3 separate regions of the Homo sapiens genome follow, and regions 1 and 3 are each linked to region 2. A link is an interaction called in ENCODE POLR2A ChIA-PET data of the cell type or tissue named here. Cell type or tissue: OCI-LY7. All regions are shown on one strand.

Region 1 (4,000 bases), 270 kb before region 2:
AGAAACAGAATGAAACATCTTTCCTGGATGTTCTTTTATCTCATGTTTTATAATTGTTTTGCTCAATGGCTTTTTTGCTCTGACCTTTCTTCTGGTGTTACCTTCCTTTGTCCTGATCTATGTACTTTTGAAGCTACTTTGGTGAAGTTTTGCTGGCAGTAAATTCTCTCACTCCTTAATTATTTGAATACATTTTTATTTTTTCTTTTTCCCTAAAAGGTAATTTTGTTGAATATTTAATTCAAGATTGAGAGTGAATTTATTTTTTCATTACTCTGAAGCTATCTTTGACTATCCTTAGGCTCCCATTGCTCCTGCTAAAGGGTCGTCTGTCAGCCCAGTTGCTTTTCTTTGTTGTCGATCTCTGTTCACTGTTGCTTTGGTTCATTCCTTGCATAGTGTTTATGTGTGAAATTTTTATTATATATCTTGCTATGTTAATTGTGCCTCCTACATCTTAGGGTTTGTGTCCTTTATCAGTTCTGGAAAACTCAGCCATATCTTCAGATTTTGCCTCATCTGTATTCTCTGTCTTTTTTCTTTTCTTTTCTTTTCTTTTCTTTTTTTTTTTTTTTTTTTTTTTTTTGTGAGACAGGGTCTCACTCTGTTGTCAAGGCTGGAGTGCAGTAGTGTGTTCTCGGCTCACTGCAGCCTCTGCCTCCTGGGCTCAAATGATCCTCCCACCTCAGTCTCCTGAGTAGCTGGGACTACGGGCATGCACCACCACACCTGGCTAATTTTTAAATTTTTTGTAGAGATGGCGTCTCGCCAGGTTGCCCAAGCTGGTCTTGAACTCCTGGGCTCAAGGAATCCTCCTGTCTCAGCCTCCCAAAATGCTGGGATTACAGGAGTGAGCCACCATGCCTGGCCATGGATTCCCTGTCTTCTCACCTGGGACTTTGGTTAGGTGTCTGGCAAGTCTCCTAACATCGCTTCCATCCTTTCATATTTTCTATCCTTGACTCTCTTTATTGCATTCTGACTAGGTTTTTTTTTTAATTTATCTTTAAATTAATTAATTCTGATTTTAGCTTTGTCCAGTCTTCTGAAGAATCCATGAGGAGTTTGAGAAAAAAGAATTGAATTAACCAACAAGTGGAAATTTACAAAGCAGCTCCACTGCCCAGCCTGCTCTGGAGTGATAAGACAATAGGATGCTCCACTAAACAACTTGCTGGGAAGACCCTTCTCTGTGCTCCTGAACACCTAAAAGTCACTGGCTCTTGACTGTTGCACCCAATATTTATTTATCTCCTTTTGAAAACCCACCCACAAATCACCTGAGTTCTAACCTTAAACACAGGCCCAGTGCTGTAAGAATTCCCCTTTGACTTTGTTTCTCAAGCTGTTTTTGAGACCTTATCCTTCCTTACTGGAAAGAATGTGAGTAAACTCAGTTTGCTTTGTCGACACCAGGTTTCCTGGTTATTTTTGTGAGGACTCTAACAATTTCTTATTTACAACAAATATATTTTTCATTTCTAAAATATCTGTCATCATTTTAAACAGTCTTTTGATGAATTTTTAAATGTTTATGATTCTATATTTCATGCCTTCAAATAGTTTTCTACAGAGTTTATCTGTCTAATGATTTTAATATCTGAAGACCTTGTATGGGGGAGTTCTCATGTTGTTTTTCTTTCTTTAAACACATAATCATGGTAATTTTTTCTTTGTGAATTTAATCTTTGATTGTGAGCTCACGTTTTTTTGCACTTCATATGTGGGAATCCTGAGAGCCTCAACTGGGGATGTTACTCCAGAGATTAGTATGGCTGATGCCTTTGTTGAAAGCTCATGGTTTCCTGTTCGGATTTCAGCTCAAAGACTTTTTGAAAACAACATTTTGTTTTTAGAGGCTTCCCTTCAGCCATATTTTAAAAATAGCGCAAAGGCAATTTTAGCAGGATCTAGCTGTGTAGAGGGACAGGTCTTCTTAGTCATGTTGATGCAGCCCTCCCTGCGTCTTACTCTCTTCAATACTGTTTCCCTGGGTAGCCCAGCCTGATTGAGCCCATAGAGTAAGTTCACCCCCCAGTGTCATGTTTTTTGGGTCAGTAGTGAACTATAATTCTACCCTGGTTATACATAAATGTAGATGAAAAAAGAAAGACACTTTGAAAGCCTGTTCTGTCAAGCATTCTTGAAACTTCTCTGTAAATGTCACAGAGTAAGACTTGAAAAGCTTTCAGTGAGCCCAGCCCAGCCCAGAAATAGTATGGCACTGTGTGTGCTTCCTCTTGTGCCTACTTCCTTCTAGAGCAGATTTTCGACTGCCCTGGGGTCAAACTGTTTTAACTCAAAAATATTCCATTTTGGAACTAACTATAGAATGTTAACACTGAGAATTAGATTTCTAATCCACCAATCTAGGATAAGACGTCTTATTTATTTTAAGCACGAAAGCAGTGAGTGAGATGTGGCCAGCTGCACTCACCATGCTGGTCCTGCTCACCACCCTGGTCTCCTGTAAATGCCAATGCTGGCCTGGGCCAGGCCTGTAGCCATTTCTGTGTCTATTTTTCTTCTTTCTCCTCTCCTCCCTTTCCCCCCTATTTTCTCTCTTCTTTGTCCCTTATCACCTGTTCTCTCTCCCTCTCTTTTCACTTTGTTCCAGATATAGTTAAGTTACCTAATATAATGCATATTAAAAATAAGTGAGAACAGACTTCCAGTTAACCAGGTTTGAACACACTATTTATTTTATCTCCCCTCTGAAGTCCCATTAAAATGATAGTGAAGGAATAACACATCATAAACCCACAATAATTAAAAGAAAAAGAGGAAAATTTCTGCAGCTAGAAGTCGGTACTTTGAAAATTGGAAAGAAAAATGAAGAAAAATAAATGGCTTAAATCCCAGAAATGACTACTACCTAAGCTCTAGATGGAAGTTTGAGAGGGGTGGGAGACGGGGTAGAAAACACAATTTTCTTGTCATAGAATTCTGGAAAAACTCAGGAATCAGAGCATTGTGTCAGGACGCAGGTGGGCTGAAAACAGAACTACTGAGGTCAAGTTGTTACGGAGAATTCGGGCTTCAGATTCCTTCTTTCACCTCATATAAGGAGACAATCACATACTTCTCATTCTGAGACAAGGTGAGAGGTTTACTTTTTGGGCACTTTGAACTGAATAAGCTCTGGATTTGGAGACATCAAGTGTAGTTGAGGGGTGTGGATATGGAATTGATACTGAAAAATAGGGATAAAGTGAAAATAAACATCCCAAATTATAGAATCTCCAGTTCACTTCAACCCCCAAGACTGATAGTTGGGCTTACAACCCGAAATATGAGATCAAAAGACTCCTCTTTCAGAACACTGGCCCAAGATGAAATAATTTCAATATTGGCATTTAGTGCTTCAGTGAAAATCATTCTACAGTAAAGCCATGTCTGTAAGCCAGGCTTTTCTTTTGTTTTTTATTTTATTTTTAAATTTTTATTTATTTATTTTATTTTGAGCTGGATTCTCTCTATGTTGTCCAGGCTGGAGTGTAGTGCCATCATAGTGCACCACAGCCTCAAATTCCTGGGCTCAAGCAATTTTCCTGCCTCAGCTTCCTGAGCTGGAACCACAGGCATGTACCACTGTGTCTGGCTCTAAGCCCTGCTCTTATAATGGATCCAATATTCTTCTTAGGGTCTCATTCGTAAATATGAAGAGACAGCCAAGACTAACCATGCATCTATATAAAGCCTTTAACTGAGTAACAGAGATTCAAACAGAAAGAAAAAACACCACAGGAAACAGACAACATAGGTACAAAATAAAATTAAGAAAATAAATGTAACGAATGACTTCAGAGAGATGAGAGAAGAAACTACTTACGGGGAACAAATATAGGATGCTATAGAAAAGAATCAAACATAACAAGAAAAGGGATTTAGACATCCCAATATATGATAGCCAAAAATAAAAAAATTAGCTGGTGAAGTTGACACATATCCAGAAAGAAAAATGGAAGGACAAGGAGAGGAAAAGTGAGTGGGGGAAGAA
Region 2 (4,000 bases):
TTGTCCCCTTTAGGCCAAAACTATATATTCTCAGGAAAGAGCTAAAGGTCAGTATAAAAATATAGCAGAGAGACATTATGTGCTATTTATAACTCTCCTCCAGAAAGCTTTTTCACTGTAATGTTGAAAAGACGGGCTTTCCTTGCCTTTACAATGAATCATTAACTGATTTCTATTTTGGGTCCTAATTTTTCTTCCATGTCTAAGCCTTGCTCCTCCAGACAAAGCCTGGCCATGCTACACCATCGCTGCTATCCTCTGTGTCTGTTGTTTTTTTTACTTGCTACATTAATCAGTTTTGAGAAATCTCTTGCTAAGCCAGTTAATCTCAAGAAATGCCCTCACTATAAACTTTCCCAAAGCAGTGTATTCTGGTGATCAATACTTAGTGTTTAAAATTTTGCTTGTATATCAAATAAGAGCTGGTATGTTTGGAAACAAGGGTTATGGATCATGTGACTACCACCTTGCCCTCTTTTAGAATATGCCACTAACCACATTGTAAGCCCTCATTTGGGGATCCAGTTAGGCTAAGGAGCACCTCTTTAATTGTGTAAGGCAGTTAGTTCCCAAGCATTCTTCCTCCATATATACATTAACCCCATCACCAATTCTGACTAATTTTATTAGATTGGAAAATTCCCAGCTAGGCTAACATTTCAACACTAAGACATAAAAACAAAATCTAATATCACAATTCAGCATGCCCTTCAAGAACACATAAATCAATAGCCTTTGGAGATGCTGAAATGGCAGACACCTGGTTCCAACGTCCTGAATCTAACCAAAAGGAATATCCACTTGTAGATTAGCTGGAGCTACCCAACCAGTCACTGGGCACCCCATTCCTATAGGCTACTAAGAGAACACCATGGTATGTTCAACAAATACTTTCCCCAATAATCAAAGTAGTAATTGTTTTAAAGGTTTTTTTTTTTTTGTTTTTAGTCCAAAAGTATAGTCCAGTAAAATGAGCAGATCTACTGAGAACACACACACTGGTCTTATGTGAGTCAGCTGGAACATAAATCATTGAGCAGAGACAGCATCCTCTGCCCTGAACTCTGCTCCAGTCCTGAGACCTTCCCAGCCGTGTGTCTGGGGATGGAAACTGATACTGGGGGTCACAGTGTCCCTGCTGGGCCCTGGGGAGGATGGCAGTTCTCTGTTCCAGGACAAACCAATTCTGACTCGGCAATCCCTGACACTCAACCGTAATAAGCTGCAATAAAAATTTTTTAAAAGGTCTTTGAAATTTCCTGAGGGTCGGGGTCCCTGAGGAGTCAGGAGTGAAGTTCCAAGGACAAGGAGCCTGGTCACAGATGGCACAAGCTTGTTGCCTGCAGTGTCTGCCGGTGGCTCTGTCCTGCACCATGCCAGGTTCACTAAACATGAGCCACACACCCCAACAGCAGGGACAACAGCTTTCTGCTCATTGCACACGCTTCCCCCTTCCAGGCTCTGGCCTTGCTGTCCAACCTAGAATGAGACCAGGCCCACTGAACAGCTTTGGGGACAGGGCTGAGGCTGGCTCTTGCAATCCCCCTATTTTATGGAATGTTTCGCTCTGCAGCAAGCTCTCACATAGTTCATCTAGCTGTCCTTAGAACAGCTCCAAGGTAAGTAGGATAGATTCATCACCCCCATGAGAAAACTGTGGCTCACAGAGGGGAAGTAGTAGCTGACAGACAGTCACATAGCTGTTTAGGGCCAGGCAGAGTTCAGCCATTCTGATTCCCAGTTTCATCCCCTTTCCATGATGCCCCTTTCATTTAAGCTCCTCCTTACCCCATGGGCCATCCCACCAACCTCCCAACCTCTTCTAATGAATGTGAAACAAGGGATTTGAGCCAACAGGCTCCCTTCAGGGTATAAACACATGACTGCTTTGCCCAGTAGGCATTACATATAACAAAAAGTATTCTCAGCAGGTAGCAAACGGACAAGAGAAGGACTGTCACCAAATACCACCCAGGAAGAACTGTTCCCTAGACAACATGGAGCTCGCTGTCTCGGTAATAACCAGAGTGAAGTGAGAATGTCCTCCCTCTAAACACAATTGTCTCTCTTTCAAATCTTTGGGTTTAGAAAAACCAACCCCATTTTTTTCAAGTATTTTGAAAATTTCCTTTCTTTAATACTCTGGTTATATATACCATCAAACATCTTTGATAGATCATCTGGTAATCCTCTTTTAAACTGATGTGCATATTAAGAAAACTAGCCATATGGTTCAAATTCATTTGCAATTAAACTATTTAAGTGTTCTCTCTGGGCTGTATGTGATAGCCTCACCAAAGCCTTCTGAAATTCTCTAATAAATCTGTGTAAGTCTTTTATCTTGAAAACAGGAAGTCACAACTGCCAAGGGTAATGGAGCTTGCATCCACCAGCGCTGAATGTACTTCAAACTTGGCTGGACACATTCCCTCAACTGCTGTTGGTACAACGTAATCAGGTGAATTGCACTCAGAACTGGCTGATAACAGAAGACCTGCGGCAACTAATGATATGTCACCCACTTGGCAGGTCCCCTGGGTGAAACAATTACCATCCAGATTGCAGTAGACCTCAGAAACCAGACAGGATTCAAGTATTTCTCCGGATTTGTGCCACTGGCTTTGCAAATTGGCAAATATTCTGAAGTTGTATAGAATCAAAATCTCTTCTTTTTACAAAGAAAATAATCTAAAATTCAATATGATGTTTTACCCATTCTATGCTAGTTAAACTTGGTAGCTTCTGAATTGGGCTTGAAGTCACAGGCTCTGAAGTCAAAGTCTGAATCGAATCTATTACAGGCTATGTGGCTTAGACCTCTCTGAATTTCAGTTTCTTCTGTAAAATAGTGCACAGCATATGCACTTTGTAATATAACCATGTAAAGCGTTCGGTGCCATACCTGACATATGCTGTATTAAGCACACTAGTTGTGTTTGTGGGCCTGACAAAAATGAAATCCCTCACTTACTAGATTCACTACCTGAGTGGGTAACCCCCTTCAGAATGGGAGCCGTGAATGTATCACAGAGCTTACCACCAGGCCTTGCATACAGGGGCACTAAAAAAAAAAATGTTTCAAAGAACCAAATGTGAGCAAAAGAGAGGGCTTATTGCCAAGGACCCTTTACATTGAAAATCTTTTCAAATATGAGGTTGCCTATAGCCAGATGAAGAGCGTTATTCATCTTCATCAACATCTAGCAATTATCAGTCACTCGAAATCCCTCTCTTCATTGGTGTAAAAGAACGCATGACCACAGCTGTCTGGCGGCTACTTTCTGTTGGCCCAGGTCTTGCCTGGCAGGACATGCTCACTTCCCAGCAGAATGTGAGGTTTCACTCCATCTACAGCCTTGAAGAGCCGCAATTTGTCTGGTTTGTCCCACTGACCGATCTGACACCCCACTGCGCTGACCACCAACTTCACAAAGATGGTCCTGATCTCTATCCCCGTGACCTGAAAGAGCAGGCCTGATGCTCACAGGCCTTCAAATACCCACCTTACCCCAGGCAGCTGCCCCACCATCCCCAGCACCAGCCTCCATTATAACTGTGGACACCAATCTGCACGCCGGGGGTGGGGGTCAGGGGGTGTCCAGCCATTTAGGCCGGAGCCATGGTGCTCGAAGTTCAGTGTGAACCAGAAGCACCTGGCCAGGGTGTGTTTTCACCTGGCCTCCCACCTCCATCAGGACCAGGCCTTTTGTGCACTCCTGATGAAGAAGCTTGATAAGGAAGAGGTGAGAAGCCTGAGAGGAAGAAGAAAGAGAGGGCAGGGAAAGGGGTGAGAATGTGTGTCCGGGAGCAGTGAAGGTCGGCTGCTGATAGCCAGATGGGGGCAGGACATCAGCTTTGTTGGCCATACTCTGCATCTGAACTCCCTGACCCCAGCTCATGCCCAGGCCCGGTGCTGCCTGACATCTCCAAAGTTGGTGAGCTCCAGCAAACGCCACCCGAGCCTGCATCCACCACAGGCTCGTTCTTCCTGTGCAAGTTC
Region 3 (4,000 bases), 280 kb before region 2:
TTGACCATCTACAGGAGAGGACCTAAAAATAATAAAAAGATAGCTTAGAGGAAATCTTGTGATGTTTCTTTGCACCTGTGGGAAACTCCTCACTTTCCCACAAATGAGGAGATGCAATTTAGAAGGAGACAGGAACAAGAGGAAGCTCTTCTATACTCCTAAGCCACACAGATGTCTGGAAGAACTTTCTAACCTGAAGGCTTCCGAGGCATTGGGATACTTCCCAACAGTGCTGACTTTATTTGTCAAGGGTTGTAGTTCACCTTTGGAGAGCCCATTTCTTCACCAGCTGCCACTTCCTCCCTTTCTGACCTCCGCTCCCTCTGAGCACCAACCTCCTTTATGCAGCCCCTCCTCCTGGCAGGTACATGGCCACCACCCCAGCCCCTGATCCTGGCTGGAATGTCTTGGGTGGTGGGCCCTTTTCCTCCTATCACAACAAAAGCTCACCAGTTCCACGTCCCTTCCCCACACTTGTCTCTCTGTGGGAGGTGCCACTGTTAATCAGACCTGCTAAGCCAGGCAACCACGCAAAGGTGTTGACAGACATCTTGCTGAGGTCAGTGAAGAACAAAGCTCTACTTGTTTTTAAAAGCTGTCTTTATTTTAAAATTTGTCCTTAAGAAGCAACCAGACGGGATTCATTCTTCTTAAAGTGGACTTTTGTTCTTGAGCAGGCATGCCAAACAGTCTCCGAGGATACACAGAAACAAATGGGCGTGCAAAGCTTTGGCTGTTGGACAAACCTGTTGCTCCACTTGGGGTGAGTCCATGTGTCTGAGCAGCAGGAGATGGGGTCAGTCTTTCCCAAGGACAGAGTCAAAACCTAGGAGATGAAGCCTCTTCATTTGTCTCTGTCCCAGATTCAGGGTCTCCTGGTTCCTGTTAGTGTCCTGTGAAAGGTTTATACACTTCTAAGCCAAAATCAAAGTACAGGAAGAAGCGTGTTTAAGCAGGAGATATTTGCACATTCTCTCCTCTCCCCATTGACCTAAATCATATTCTTTCTCTGAGGCCCAGTTAAAGCTGCATCTCCTTCATGAAGCTTCCATGAACCCTGTCTGCCTTCTTTCCTGGGTTCTTCAAGCCTTGCTCTTCACTCAATAACTGTTTTCCATTGCCAGCTGTTTAAGATTTTTCTGGGTCAAAGTGCGAGATTGTTCTGGCTCAACTTGGTCAAACTGGGGAGCTGCACCATTCCTTGAATCCCCTTCCCCAGGTTAGACTTGGCTAACAGAGATCTATGTGAAATTTGGAAGGCAGGGCTAAAGTGGTGACCATTACTCTCAGAAATCCATTGTGACCATGTCTGGTGAGAGATGCAGAGCTGCCCGGGCCTCCCAGGTATGCTAGCTTTCATTCCCTTCTTCCAAACTGCTGGCCCGCTGACCAATAGCAGTTCAAAGCCCAGCACCAGAGTGGGGACCCACAGAGGTGGATGTGACTGAGGCACAGCTTCTCTGACCCCTCTCCACAAGCCCCCATTTGTGGTCTCAAGGGGAGGCTGCCCGCCCTTGGTTTCTTAGATTTCCCTGCAAGCTCAGATTTTCTACCGTGCCAGTGAATGAGGAGGTCTAGTTGGTGACTCTTCTTAGATCCTCCAACTTTGCCTTCCAAGTCTTCACTTCTTTAGCTTCTTCCACATTTATGTGAGGTTTAATTCTAGTGAAATCTCTTATCCCTAAAACATGGTGTTTTCCTGATTGAACCTTGATTGATACACCAGCCAACCCTCCCAGATAGTCCTTGAGCCTGCTAAGGGAAGGGCCATGCCCTTCTTTGAACTTTTTCATGATGTCCAGGACAATGCCAGTTACAAGTAGGTTGTCAATGATTTTCGTTGATGGCTAGATGGAAAAAAAAAAGTCCCCTACAAATTATTTTGGATAAATGACATCTTCTCATTGCTTTCCCTCTCCCAGAATTGGAACATGGAGACCCCAAGACAATGTAGGAAGCTGGCTGCTGGATTTGTGGGCAAGAGGCCATTAAGGCTACAGGTGAACACTTTCCCTGAAGGTGTCAGCTTTTCTTTGTGAAGATCCACCATCATTTCTCAGGGCTCTGGTGCAGGAAAATGGAATGCAAACTGATGATTGAACCTACTCCCTTTTTCCCCATCCATCTAGCTGACCAATTTTCAGAGGTAAACTTTCTAGGAGGAAACCAACCTCTGGTTGTGTCCAGGCCCTTGTTTCACAGGTGGGAAAGCACTGTGGGAACAGAAGAGAGATATGGGAAGGAAAACCCTCCCCACTATGAGACATGTTCGAGTTGCCTATGTCATAAATCCCCTCTGGGGAGATCTGTTTGTGTCTGCATCTCAATGCATCAAAGCTTCTCTTTCTTACAGGCTTCAACATGTGTGTCATGATAAGCTTCAGGAAAAGGGGAGATGAAGGGAAACTTTTAATGCCAACATTTGGTGCAATCTTGTCCCCTAACCAGAGCCCTGTGGCTGGTGAAGCAATCTAGGGGAGGAACACCTGCTCAGCTCTCAGCAGGGACCACACTGATTCAAATCTTGGGACTTGCACCCCATGTCACATTGCCTGGGCACTTCCATGTGTCCTCTGCCCCAGATGTCCAGCTGACACTGGGTTGAAGGGCATATTACATATTAGGATGCTGCATAGCTCATTTTTGTAGCAGAGACTTAAAGTTTCAGAGATGAGCAAATTTTGGCCAGAACAATTAGTGAAGGTGGAAGTGGTGATGGTGACAATGAGATGAACCCCAAGCCCACCAATCTATTCGGGAGAATCCCAAGCCTCTCCTACGCCATCATCTTTGTGAAGATTTTTAACAAGGGATTGGTTTATTCTGCCTTGATGGAGTAGGATTCACAGAGGAGCTGACATTTAGGCTACATCTTGAAGGAACAGAAGAAAGGCATCCCAGCGAGGGGAAGCAGAATAAATGAAAGTGTGGAGCTATGATAATATGTGGTATATTTGAAGACTGGGCAAGAGTCTAATGTATGAATGACTAGACTCATGACTATGACTAGGCAAGAGTCTACAGTATATGGTGTGCAGTGGAAGTAAATAACTCCCAATGCTTACACACCTGGCATCACTTTTCCTTCTCTTACTGGCTAGGATCTCCAGTATTTATTCATTAAAGTGATGATAGTGGCCCCTTTGTCTTGTATCTGAGTGTAAAGGGAATGCTTCGAATGTTTCATTGTTCAGAATTATGTTTCCTATAATAGGTTTGGAGTGGACATCCAGGAAAGAAGTTCCATTCTATTTCTTGTTTTCTTGAATGTTTATTTTAAATCAGTGTTACATTGTTATCAACAATGTTTCTGCATTTATTTAGATGATCTCTCTCCCCCTCGTCTCCTTTCTCTTACCATTGATATTTTAATGTGGTCAATTACAGAGTTTTTAGTGTTGAGTCACATCTTCATTTCCTGAGAAAAACCCATGATGTCTTAATCTTACTTATATATGGTTGGATTTCATTTGCTTAATTTTTGTTCAGGATTTTTATGTCTACACAATGAGCAAGACTGGCCTTTCTCTTTCTTGCCCTGTCCTAATTTGCTTTTGGTATCAAGACGTCTTGTGTTCATAGAATGCATTAGGAAATATTACTACTGTTTCCTTTCTCTGAAATAGCAAAAACAGGAATGATTTATTCCTTGACTTGGCAGAATATGGATATACGTTCTCTGGATCTGTTATCTTGTTGGGAGTTAGATTTTTTTTTAACTGAAGATTCCATTTTTGTAATGGGTATAGGACTATGGATCTTCCACTTACTCTCAAGTCAGCTTTGAAAAGTTTTGTTTCTCTAGGAATTTGTCAATTTTGTCTAAGTTTTCAAATGTATTGGCATGGAGTAGTTTTTAAAAGTGTCTTATTATCTTTTAACTCTGTCTTGAATCTAAAGCTCTATTTCCATTTTTATTCCTAAATTGCTTATTTGTGCATTCTTTCCTTTTCAGAAATTTATTGAAAAAGTACAATTGTATATATTTATGGGGTACAAT

The links. ChIA-PET counts read pairs that join two places held together with the same protein. Peaks named below come from ENCODE experiments on the same cell type or tissue, not always from the same donor. Only the 100,000 strongest peaks of a DNase experiment are listed, where the experiment ranks them.
Region 1: POLR2A ChIA-PET joins it to region 2 with 6 read pairs; 2 of 35 experiments call an interaction of 5 or more read pairs at or near these places.
Region 3: POLR2A ChIA-PET joins it to region 2 with 7 read pairs; 2 of 35 experiments call an interaction of 5 or more read pairs at or near these places.

Annotation. Positions count from the first base shown.
Region 1 is chr6:159,481,673-159,485,672 of GRCh38, reverse strand. No RefSeq gene overlaps it. Among named protein-coding and RNA genes, the nearest start is that of LINC02529, 100 kb to the right of the region's middle. In OCI-LY7, no CTCF peak of the experiment used is centred here; a DNase peak (open chromatin) is centred at 2,212; H3K4me3 peaks cover 770 bases; H3K27ac peaks cover 780 bases.
Region 2 is chr6:159,210,642-159,214,641 of GRCh38, reverse strand. The region is part of intron 4 of FNDC1 (fibronectin type III domain containing 1); the gene reads right to left. Among named protein-coding and RNA genes, the nearest start is that of FNDC1-IT1, 28 kb to the left of the region's middle. In OCI-LY7, no CTCF peak of the experiment used is centred here; DNase peaks (open chromatin) are centred at 1,441 and 2,371; H3K4me3 peaks cover 287 bases; H3K27ac peaks cover 1,518 bases.
Region 3 is chr6:159,487,267-159,491,266 of GRCh38, reverse strand. No RefSeq gene overlaps it. Among named protein-coding and RNA genes, the nearest start is that of LINC02529, 110 kb to the right of the region's middle. In OCI-LY7, no CTCF peak of the experiment used is centred here; no DNase peak of the experiment used is centred here.